Regions from separate parts of the Mus musculus genome. Here region 1 is linked to region 2. A link is a loop called in an ENCODE intact Hi-C map of the cell type or tissue named here. Cell type or tissue: left cerebral cortex. All regions are shown on one strand. Links, peaks and the distances in the headings refer to the core of each region. The heading gives the core; the rest is flanking DNA.

Region 1 (5,669 bases), core at 240-5,239, 330 kb before region 2:
AATGGTACACATGATTTTAAGCATCTATTAATTTATAAAATCTAAGAATCAATAAGACTGGCTTAATTCACTTAATACAGCTATCTCCAACAGTGTCTGTTTTCCTATAAACAATAAAACATGGTTAACCTTTTTACTGGCTAGTTTTGTGTCAACTTGACACAGCTGGAGTTATCACAGAGAAAGGAGCATCAGTTGGGGAAATGCTTCCACTAGATCCAGGTGTAAGGCATTTTCTCAATTAGTGATCAAGGGGGAAAGGCCCCTTGTGGGTGGTGACATCCCTGGGCTGGTAGTCTTGGGTTCTATAAGAGAGCAGGCTGAGCAAGCCAGGGGAAGCAAGCCAGTAAGTAACATCCCTCCATGGCCTCTGCATCAGCTCCTGCTTCCTGATCTGCTTGAGTTCCAGTCCTGACTTCCTTTGGTGATGAAAAGCAATTTAGAAGTGTAAGCTAAATAAACCCTTTCCTCCCCAACTTGCTTCTTGGTCATGATGTTTTGTGCAGGAGTACAAACCCTGACTAAGACAATACCTCTATCCACATGATCCAGGCAATGGCCTACCATTGAGGCAAGGAGATCATTTCTTGTAGCAGATCCTTTGCCCACTGATATCTCTCAGCCACTCATAGGTCGAGACTGTGCCATCTCTCAGGAGGCAACAGTGATGGTTTCTACATGAATTTCATGGGGATTAATGGAAGTTTAAGTCAAGTGTCTTAGTTGGAGTTTCTATTGCAGTTGTCACTGGGATAGACTGACTTGGAGGCCTTTGGGTAAATATCTAGGAATAGAAGGTATGGCTAGGTCATATCTTGGGTCTATATAGGTTTCTGAGAAACCTGCCTACTATAGAATGGCACTACTATAAGCTGCCATAGGGGCAGGACATGTTTACATTCTTGCCCGTAGTGTATAGTGTATAAGGTTCTTAGGGTTTTATTGCAATGAAGAGACACCATGACCACAGCAACTCTCACAAAGGAAAACGTTTTATGGCAGCTGGCTTACACTTCAGAGGTTTAGTCCATTATTATCATGGCAGGGAGCATGGTTCCATGCAGTCAGACATGGTGCAGGAAAGGTAGTTAAGAGTTCTACATCTGATCTGCAGGCAGCAGGAAGAGAGAGTGACACTGGACTTGGCTTGAGCATCTGAAACCTCAAAGCCCAGCCACCAGTGGCATTTCCTCCAGTAAGGCCATACCCACTCCCACAAGGCCACACCTCCTAACCATGTCAAATAATGCCACTCCCTGTGAGTCTATGGTGGCCATTTCCATTCAAACCACCACAGCTGTCTTTCACGGCACGAGCATCTGTGGTTACTTGCTTTTTAATGACTGGCACTCTGACTGGGGGGAGCTAGAATCTCAATGTAATTCTGCTTTACATTTTTCTGATGCTTAGTGAGCCTCCAGGTTGTAAAAAACATTGTTATCCATCATTTGTATTTTATCATTTGGAAACTGCTTACTGAACTTGATAATCTATCAGCTGAGCTGTTTGGCTCTTTAGGTTTTTCTCGAGTTCTTTATATGGTTTAGATGCTAATCCTGTCATGTTCAACTAGCTAGGTTTTCTCTGATCCTGCAGGCTGTCTCTTTATTCTGTAACCACTTTCTTAGAATTTATTCCAAGAAGTGGTTTACAGGGTAAGAGGTAAATGCATGCTGCATGTACTATTTTTATATCTAATACTGAAGTTTCCTCTGAAAACATACCTAACATTAACACTTTCACAGATACTTTGAGTGCCATTAAACATCACAGATCTTTAATTTCTTGCTCATTTTTTTTTGTATGTTTGTTTTTTGTTTTTGAGACAGGGTTTCTCTATATAGCCCTGGCTGTCCTGGAACTCACTCTTTAGACCAGGCTGGCCTCGAACTCAGAAATCTGCCTAGCTCTGCCTCCCAAGTGCTGGGATTAAAGGCGTGCACCACCACCACCCGGCCTGCTCAATTTTATTTTAACTGTCATACATTGGTAATTTATGGCTCCCCCCGCCCCCTTTTGGCAAGGTACAAGGTGTTGAAGATAAAACCCAGGGACTTGATTGTTTAGATAAAAGCTCTACTGTTGAGGTCTGCCCCTGAGACAGGGGCAATAGAGGTAGCTCCATGCAACAGGGACAGTTTCCATGGCTCAGCTACCCTTCTGCAACGTGACATGGAAGCCATGATTTCCTGTGGGCTTCCTGCCGCGGAGCTGCGGAGCAGTGTGAGTGCTATACTGACCCTGATGAGAGCAGTGAGCGCTGCTAGCCTGCAAGCCACAGAGGGCAAACACCGACCGACCATTTGCCACCCAGGTGCTCTTGCATCCTAGGTTCCTGGACCAGAGCTGGTTTGCTTTGCCTTTGCTGTAGTAGGAACTACACTTTCCTGCTAATCCTGTTGGAGCAAAGTGGAAAGAAGTCACCACTAGGTGTCACAACGAGTCAAGTTAAAGCCTAGTTGTGGCGAATAGTTAAAGGCATTTAGTGTGTTCAGCTCCATCTTTTATCAAGCACCTGTTGAGCATCCGCTGGTCCTAGGGAGCTCGTCCAGGCCGGGCCTCCTGGCTTGGTTAAGGAAAACTCAGTACCGGGTAGAGAGGGAACTCGGGTTGATGGAGGAGGCAGAAGACTTTTCTTGAGGGAGATGCCTTTTGCAGTGTGTGTGAAGGATCAGGACAGTGGGACATTTGTTCTTCTTCCCAGGAAAGCACCCTGAAATCTGGCCTAGCGCTGGCTCTTGCCCCAGGTTGAATTTTTCCAACATGGAAGGGAACTTTGGTGGGAGTGGTGTGGGGGTCAGGGGGTCAGGGAGCTGTGTTGATGGCTTGTTCTTAGCCCAGACTGGTGGTGCAGGCCTGTAATCCTAGGCATTTTCGAAGCTGAGGCAGGAGGATCTCAAATTCAAGGACGGTCTGGGATTCAGAGTATGTTCAAGAACAACATACTGATACTCCATCTCAAGATAATGACGATGATGATGTTGACAATGACAATTGTGATGACAGAGGCTTGGAGATGTGCCTCACTGCTAAAACCTCTTGCCCCATAAGCATGAAGCCTTAGGCTCAATCCCCTGCACTAAAAAAAAAAAGAAAAAGAAAAAAAAAGTCATTCTTTACCTATTTTATTAAGATACTGCTTTGTTTTTTGCTTTGTTTCTTTCTTCAACACAATCAAGAGAATCTCTCTGAGACACAACTATAGCTCAATCTCATGCAGCCCCTCTTTCTGTGAGATTCCCTTCACAGGCGATCCTGCATTGGCTGACTAACCACCACAGGCCTCTTTGTTGAGTGTCTGAAATATCTTGTAATAGTAGAATAAATCCAATGCTAGTGGCTTAAAACAAGAGGAAAAACAAAAACAACAACAACAAAATAAAACAAGCCAAAAAAACAAAAACAAAAAAAAACAAAAACAAAAAACAAAAAACACACCAGGCCTTGTTAGTCCTTTTAATTTATATTCCTTATATTGAAATTCAGCACAAAAACTGAATTGAATATCCCAAATGTTTATGAAAATAGTATTTATTTTCCTAAATCTATTGTTTGCTGGTGGGATTTTGGAGCCTTCTGAATGAAATTCTCCTAAATAATAATATTATTTTTTTAAAAAATTTTCTGGTTGCTGGTCTCCTGGGCAATTAAGTGTTCTCTCTGCTGCCCCCCACCTGCCCCATGCTAACACCCCACATCCCCCTCTCTCCAGGATCTTTATCCCAGGATAGCCTTGAACTCAGTATCTTGGCAAGGATGACCTCGAGTGTCTTGCTCCCACCTTCCTAGCGCTATAGTTACAGGAATGTGGGAGCACAATTATTTTAGTAGTTTTTACAGGAATAACGTTGGACTCTGAGAACATAGCATTTGAAAGAAAAGTTTTCCCCATCTGCTGAGGACCAATCACTAGGTTACAAGGACAACGTGGGACATTGAGAGTTTTAGGGTTGGGGTGGGGCAGGAGATAGGAGATCTCTAGGGCTGGGGGACACTGAGATAGAAAAAGTATAAAGAAAGGGACAACAGTTTGAGGTTCCTCAAGCTGCAGGTGTCTAGCCTTGGTATCACCTACTGTGTGCCCCTTGAACCAGTCTTGCAACATCTTCCACTAATGTGTGGTACCTGTGCTGTCAGGCAGACGTGCACATGCGCACTCACTCGCTCATGCACACACAGGTGTGATCCATTGGGCCACTGTTCCCATCTCCACCCTGCATCTCCACCACCAGAAGAAACCTGTTTGAAGGCTGTGGGTAGTGAGCTTGGCAGGAGCCGGGGGCGGGGAGCAGCATCAAGAGAGGCTTTTCCTGTACCCTTTCCCTCACAGCTTTGGATATATTCCATCATCTCCCACGCACATTGCTCATAACACGTTAGTCACCATAATCTTAATCTACTGAACAATAACATTCTGTGCTCCTCATAGCGCCCCGGAAAGTGATTTCGTGGCTGTCATGACACTTAACACAGCGTCGCCACACTTACTTTGGAGAAGTTAAGCTGCTCGTGGGGTTTTAGTAGCAGAAGTTTAAAGCACAAAATTACCTGAATTGACTCACACAAATGGCAAACAGTTTTTCACAGTGAGTTTAATTATTTCTTTGCTTCCTTTCCTCTGCTTGGAATATTTGCCTCCTATTTGATCATTAAAGTATGCCTGCTCTGAGGTTACCTGCCTTGTACCCATCTCTGTCTCATATGCTTAGGATCATGAGGAAGGTGTTTGGATTCAAGCTCTGCCCTTGCCCTTCATTATTAATGAAATATGGAGATGATGCATCCATAAAGGTAGCATGATGGTTTGAGATGGTTCACGACAGGCGAGCCATACCAACTCTCTGATCAAAATCTGCACTGTATGTAAGTTCACCAATAAACATCTGCAATTAGCCAGGCCCCAGCCAATCAGAAGTTGCATCATTTGGGTCTCCACCAAGCAGAGCCTCAATACACAGATTTCCACCAATGGGATTGGTTCGTCCTGAGGCAGGAGTCGCAGGTGGAAGCAAAATGACCACACAAGACTTCCCTGACTCAAAACTCCTGCCTAGCACTTGGCAGTAAAACCCTCCACTGGCCTCTCCTCATCTCCACGACAGGCTCTGGGGCTGAGAATCTCTGCCTGTCACCATTGCCGTTCTGCATCTTGGTAATCTGATTTTATGTTTTGAGTAACAGTGGCCACACTCTAAATTTGCTTGTCTCTTCAGAAGCCTCCTAAGTTCATGAATAAGCAATAAACATCAGAATTATCCTGGCCAAACTTGGAGTTCCAGTCATCACAAAACACATCCAGCAGGAAAGATGCATAGCTCGGTGGTAAAGGGTGCATACTGAAGACCCCGTGTTCTTACACAGACACACACATACAGACACACAGGCACACACACACACACACACACACATGTGCATACACACACATGCACACCACACATATGCACACACACACACACACACACACACACACTTTCATGCTGTTTGGGCAGAATGAACCTGGGTGTGTCTGTGTGCATCACCAGCAGCCTCTAATACTAGTGGTTCTTTGAGCACCAGCTGCTCTACCATCCCTCTTTACCATGGCAACATTTCTGGAGAATCGCTGCTGTGGGAGGACTTGATTCTTCTGGTTGCCGTAGGCTGACTCTGAGCCTCCCAAGCCCCAGAGA
Region 2 (5,669 bases), core at 264-5,263:
CTGAGAACAGCGACCAAGGGACAGGAAAGAAGTATTTAAGACTGATCTGAATGCTGGCAAAGGTGGTCTCAGGCTGAAATAACTCTTTGATTTGAATTTTTTTTTACTTCCTTTTGAAGTTTTCAGCACAATTCAGCATGTTCCAGACCATTAAAGACCAACTGGAGCAGAGGACACGGATCCTGCAGGCCAACATTCGGTGGCAGCAGGAAGAGCTTCATAAGATCCAGGAACAACTCTGCCTGGTCCAGGACTCCAACGTCCAGGTAATGTGCCTGTGCAGACTGGCCTCTGTTCTCCTTAGCATTCACTCCTGTTCAGTCAGGACTTTACCCTCAAGTCCCTAGGTATTGCCTCACAGAACCCAGTGTGCTTAGGAAGTATGCAGACCTAAAGTCTGCCTTGAGAGCCCTAAGCATTTGCAGCCACCCTAGGCAAGACAGAAGGAGCAGAAAGGACACTTCAAGAAAATCACCACAGGACTATCCCTGCCCATCCCCCTATGACACTGACTCGTTAGCATCCACTGGCAGCACCTATGAGAGAAGAACAATGCTGCAAACTAAGAAGCTGTTTCATGACAAGAGTTACATTATGACCGTGTGGTTTCCTTGGATGACCCCAGAGCCCTCTCTCCGGAGGTCTGCTCAGCTCTGCTGGGACGCACAGGGGACATCAGTTCTGCCTTCTGATCCTGTCCTTCCTGCCCCTGCATAGCACACTTACTAGATGGGACACCCAATGCATACCCAGGCAGAAGCCCGGGCATCCCTTTTTGTATTCCTGTAAGAATTACTCAGCAAACTACACAAAAGTCCTTCTTCGCTTTCCCTGCTGCGGTGACTCCCCAGTGTGGACACTGGAAGACGCCTAGCAGTCGCATGAATTTAAAAGCATGGCTGCCAAAATGTCGAATTCACAAAACGCCACTTGTTACCACTCTTCCCAGAGTGCGATATGTTTTTCCTCACAGATCCGTAACCCAGTCAGTAGCTTTGAACTTGTCTCGTTTTGATTACTTTAATGGGGTTTTATACTGACGGGAAGGGGGTGAGGAATTGAAGCAGAAAGTGCTAAAAAGCAAGGTGGGCGTCTGAACACCCTCCAGAGTGCTGGAGCTTTCTGCTTCCTGCCTGCGCCACCTCAGAGCGAGATTTTAAAATAACAGGCAATAATGTTATTGCTTTTGCTCCCAGTTGTAAAGGGTGTGATGTGTCCCCATCAGGGGTACATTTTGTGAACCCCCAACACATAGATTATGCTGAAGTACATATATATGTATCTGAGTCCGTCAAACAGCCATGAAAACACAGCCCTCCTGTGCATGCCTTCCCTGTGGAAATCAAGTGTTCTACTGCACCCCACACACACCCTGTACATACCAGGCCCTACAGTTTGTGCGTCTCTGTGGCGAAGTAGGGCCTTCAGTCTGCACACCTCCCTAAGAAGCCAGGCTCTCAGGTGCTCATGTTCCTATGCAATGTAAAATCTCCATTGCACACAGCCCCGTGTGGGAGCCAAGCCCCCCACCCGCCCCCAGTGCACACCTCCCTTGCAGAATCTATGTCCCAGTGTGTGCTAGTGAGTTCTTTTAGAATTAGGCTGCGAGGAAGTTCTCTGAGATGTTTGATGTTTGCTCTGGGGCAAAGGTGAAAGGTGCACAGGAGCCAAGCTGAGCTGAGGCACTACAGTCGAGAGAAAGTGGCCTCCTTAGCCTACAGCTTCTGCATGGAAACCACGCCCTCAGTGTGTACATCTCCCCAGTGGATTCTAAGTCCTCATTGTACAGCTGCCTATAGATGCTACACCCTCGGCATACAGCTCCCTGTGCATGCCAAGCTGTTGGATGCACAGCTCCCAGTGGAAGCTAAACCCCCTGGTGCACAGCTCCCCTGTGAATGCTAACCCCCACCCCATCCCACCCCCATGACTACCTGCCCTGTGGATGCTTAACCCCCTGGTGCATAGCTCCCCTACAGATGCTAAACACACACACACACATGAATACCTGCCCTGTGGGTGCTAACCCCCCTGGTGCACAGCTCCCCTGTAGATGCCAAGCCTTATCTGTGTTTATTCCTCTGCACTTATCTTCAAAGTGGAATTTTCCAAAAAGAACACGGAGATCCACAGACAATCAAACCAGAGAACGTCTCCTCCCCGAAGCCTGGCTTCTTGTTTTTCACAAGACTTAAATACATCCTAAAAACTCCTACCAAAATGTGATCCTTGAAAAAAGAAAAAAAAACTGATTCAACTGTAAAAATTTAAGCAAGTGGAAATTATTCTAGCCTCCCCAGCCTTTCCCCAGCCCCCCACACCCCCTAATCCCCCTTCCCCATCCTTACTTCTGCACACACACCACCAGAGAGGAAAGACAAGAGATAAGGATGACACATTGGCAGTTTGCCGAAGCCGGGCAATGATGCCGTATTGTACCGACTTTTTTGTAGTGTCTCCATATTAGTGATTTCTGTGTGTCCTGTAATGACACCAATGAGGTGTAAAGTCTGCAGGTGTGAATAGTGGAAAAGTATATTTAAGTGGGATCTATTTGTTCTAGCATACGTTTCTTACTTGTTTTGAGGGACTGTCTTGTTTTCTGTTTGCGTGTTTTCTATAACCTTTTGAGGTCGGCTTTTGAGAAATCCAAGAAATTCTTCGCTGTTGGTAAAACGGAGGCACAGACATGTATGCCCAGATGCAAACCAGGATTCCCTACCCAGCCAGGGTCGTTTACTGCAGTTCAGTGGGCTTACTTCATTGGTTCAGAACTGAAGTGTGCGCTAGTGCAGTCTTTTAAAATTAGGTTAGGAGGAAGTTCTCTGGGATATTTGATGTTTGCTCCCAGGTGAAGGTGTGCTGAGGTCCTCCCGGTCACGAGAGAGTGGCCTCGTGCTTTTTTGAGCACGTGTGCCCTCTGCTGGTTATTCAAATGAATGCCTATAAGGACACCTGCAGCCGTAGTAAGTAACATGTTCCTTGATTGGCTCTTTGAGACAGCCATCATTCTAGCCTAGCAGCCAGCCAGCCAGCTGTCCAGATATGTATGTCTCACTCGTTGGAGCACTGGGAGAGGAGGAGGATAAAGACAACAGGTTTTTTATTCCTTAGAGGCCACACACAGTTGGGACAGCATAACATATCAAACCATTAGCTCCATGACAAGAGCAGAGACAGTTTGAGCAAGAAGTTTCATTCTTTTGTTTGTTTGTCTGAGTGTTTTTCCATTCACTCCTTTAGCAGATCTCTGTACCCACAGTCAAAAGGGGAAGATCTCTTTCTCTCACTTTAAGAATAATGCCACAATGTAGCGCTCCTTCCACATTTGTTTCACCTTACCTACTTAACATGTGCTGACTTCATGACTCTTTCCTGGACAGTTTTATGTTGATTTGACACAAGCAAAAGCCATCTGAAAAAAGGGAACCTCAGTTGAGAAGATGCCTCCATAAGATCAGGCTGTAGGCAAGCCCTTCTTAATTAGTGATTGATGGAGGAGGGCTCAGCCCCTTGTAGTTGAGGCTACTCCAAGGCTGGAAGCCCTGGGTTCTCAAGGAACACAGGCTGGGCACACCATGAGGAGCAAGCCAGTAAGCAGCACCACTCCGTGGCCACTATAGCTCCTGCCTCCTATTCTGTCTGAGTTCCTGTCCTGACTTCCTTCGTTGATGAACAGTGACGTGGAAGCATAAGCCAGATAAACTCTTAATCCCAGCTTGCAGTTGGCCGTGGTGTTTCATCACAGCAATGCTATGGGGTAGCAGGATGTGGGTACTGCTGTGACGGAGCTGAGCGTGCGGTTTTGGAAGGATCGTGGAAGGACTTTGGGATTTGGGATTAGAAAAGTCATTGAGTCTTCAAAGCTTGATGGGCTATTCTGCGGGAGCTTCCGAGGTGAGAATGTTGAGAGACGTGCAGGGGGAGAGGCCTGACTTGTGAGGTTTCTGGGAGAAGCAAGGACTCTACAGGGCCTTTTGAGTGGAGAGTCTGTGGTGTCCCGTCAGCTGGAGCTGAAAACTTGGCTGTGATTAACAAGAGGCCAGAAACAGTAAAGTGAAAACTTTGTTGCTGGAATGCTGGATGCTGGTCAGCTGGGACTGAGAAATTGGCAGTGATTAGGAAGAGAGCAGCAGCAGTGAGGTGAAATCCTCTGGGAAGTGTTTCCTGAGTCTCTCTCTCTCTCTCTCTCTCTCTCTCTCTCTCTCTCTCTCTCTCTCTCTCTCTCTCTCTCTCACATACACACACATACACACACATATACACACATACACATACACACACACATGCACACACAAGCTTGTTCCAGAGGTGGCCAAGGTTGTACCTTACACAGTCAGCTAAACTTGGTAGTTTAAGAGTCACCCAGCTGATACTGGTTTTAAAGGCATGAGGGGTCATCGTGAGCAGCTGAGGCTTGCCACTGTGAGAAGCCAGGAGAAGCCATTGGTGAAGGTACAGCCTCCATAGCAGATGAAGGCCCAGGATAGAAGGGGGTCATGCAGAGAACTCGAGGCTTGGCACCATGAAGCAAGCCTATGAGAGGCCATGGTGAAAGTGCAGCCTCAGTAGCAGTTTAAGGCTTAGGGTGAAAGGGCTCGTGTAGGGAAGTTAAGGCTTGCTCTGGGCCATGGTGTATTATCGCAGCAATAGTAACCATAACTAGCACAGTCAATATTATAAGAATGGGGAAACCAAATCACTGGGAAAGTTATCAATATTGACCAAGATTATTCTCAGTGGTGGGACTGCATGCAGAACTCAGTGCGTCTTCTTTGAGGCAAACTATAATGCCTGCCACAATGAATCTTGCATTAATTTGACCCTTGGTCAGCAAGCAAGCTATATCCTGCCCAAAGGAATATAGCAATTGGCTTGAACATGAGTTTTTGCCGAAGCTGAGAGATCCTGTTTAACCCACATACTGTTCCGAAAGCTTACGCTAAGGGACAGCTGGAGTCATATAAAACACTGTCCCTCGAGGGTGCGGGTACTGAATCTGAGATGTGGGAAACCCAGAAATTCTTCTTGCTAGGCTTCTTCCCACACTCCTGTAACCTGAGCATTTGGGATGCAGATCTCTGGGAGTTCAAAGCCAGCCTGATCGACATAGGGCTACATAGTAGGACTCTGTCTCGGTGTTTTCCAATGGGGTCTTAGGTGGCTCCGGGGAGTTGGTCAGGGCCCACAGGTTGAGAACCACTGCTTTAAAATAATCAAGAGCCTTCATTTCACAGCTGTAGGTTTCTGGGTTAGGATGAGGTATGAAAGATTGTTGGAGAGGATGAGACATCCGGTCCAAACCCTGAAACACAGCACCACCCCCACCACCACCCCCTACCACCACCCCCACCCCCGCTGACCTTGGCATCATTGGCTTGTGGCTCAGGTTCATCTATGAATGGAACATGGGGTGAGCTGGCCTCTGGGTGCTCCTCACAGTATGTGCAGAGTGCAGGTTCATCCCTGCCTCCCCACATCTCCTGTGGCGTTCAGGGAACATGAGCCTGCTGCCCTCAGGTGGGCACATGGTTGTGCTGCCCTGGTTAGAAACTGTAACTAAATCTACCACGTGCCACAAAGGAAGAGCCTCCCTCTGCAAAGACCGCAGAGTTGGGAGCTTAGAATGGGTCAGGTACAACAGGAGCCATGATACAGACTATCAGCGC

What was found. A loop is a pair of places that touch in the nucleus more often than their neighbours do. Peaks named below come from ENCODE experiments on the same cell type or tissue, not always from the same donor. Only the 100,000 strongest peaks of a DNase experiment are listed, where the experiment ranks them.
Region 1: it touches region 2 in a loop (5-fold over the local background); 38 of 42 quality-filtered maps call a loop at or near these places.

Annotation. Positions count from the first base shown.
Region 1 is chr1:39,008,455-39,014,123 of GRCm38, forward strand. No RefSeq gene overlaps it. Among named protein-coding and RNA genes, the nearest start is that of Gm35222, 16 kb to the right of the region's middle. In left cerebral cortex, for the core only: a CTCF peak has its summit at 2,424 (motif pointing right); DNase peaks (open chromatin) are centred at 2,434, 4,348 and 5,189; H3K27ac peaks cover 1,013 bases.
Region 2 is chr1:39,337,934-39,343,602 of GRCm38, forward strand. Npas2 (neuronal PAS domain protein 2) reads left to right here. Exons shown (of 21, transcript NM_008719.2): 16 at 120-266. Among named protein-coding and RNA genes, the nearest start is that of Rpl31, 27 kb to the right of the region's middle. In left cerebral cortex, for the core only: a CTCF peak has its summit at 2,929 (motif pointing left); DNase peaks (open chromatin) are centred at 1,056, 1,737, 2,104, 2,477 and 1 more place; H3K27ac peaks cover 1,856 bases.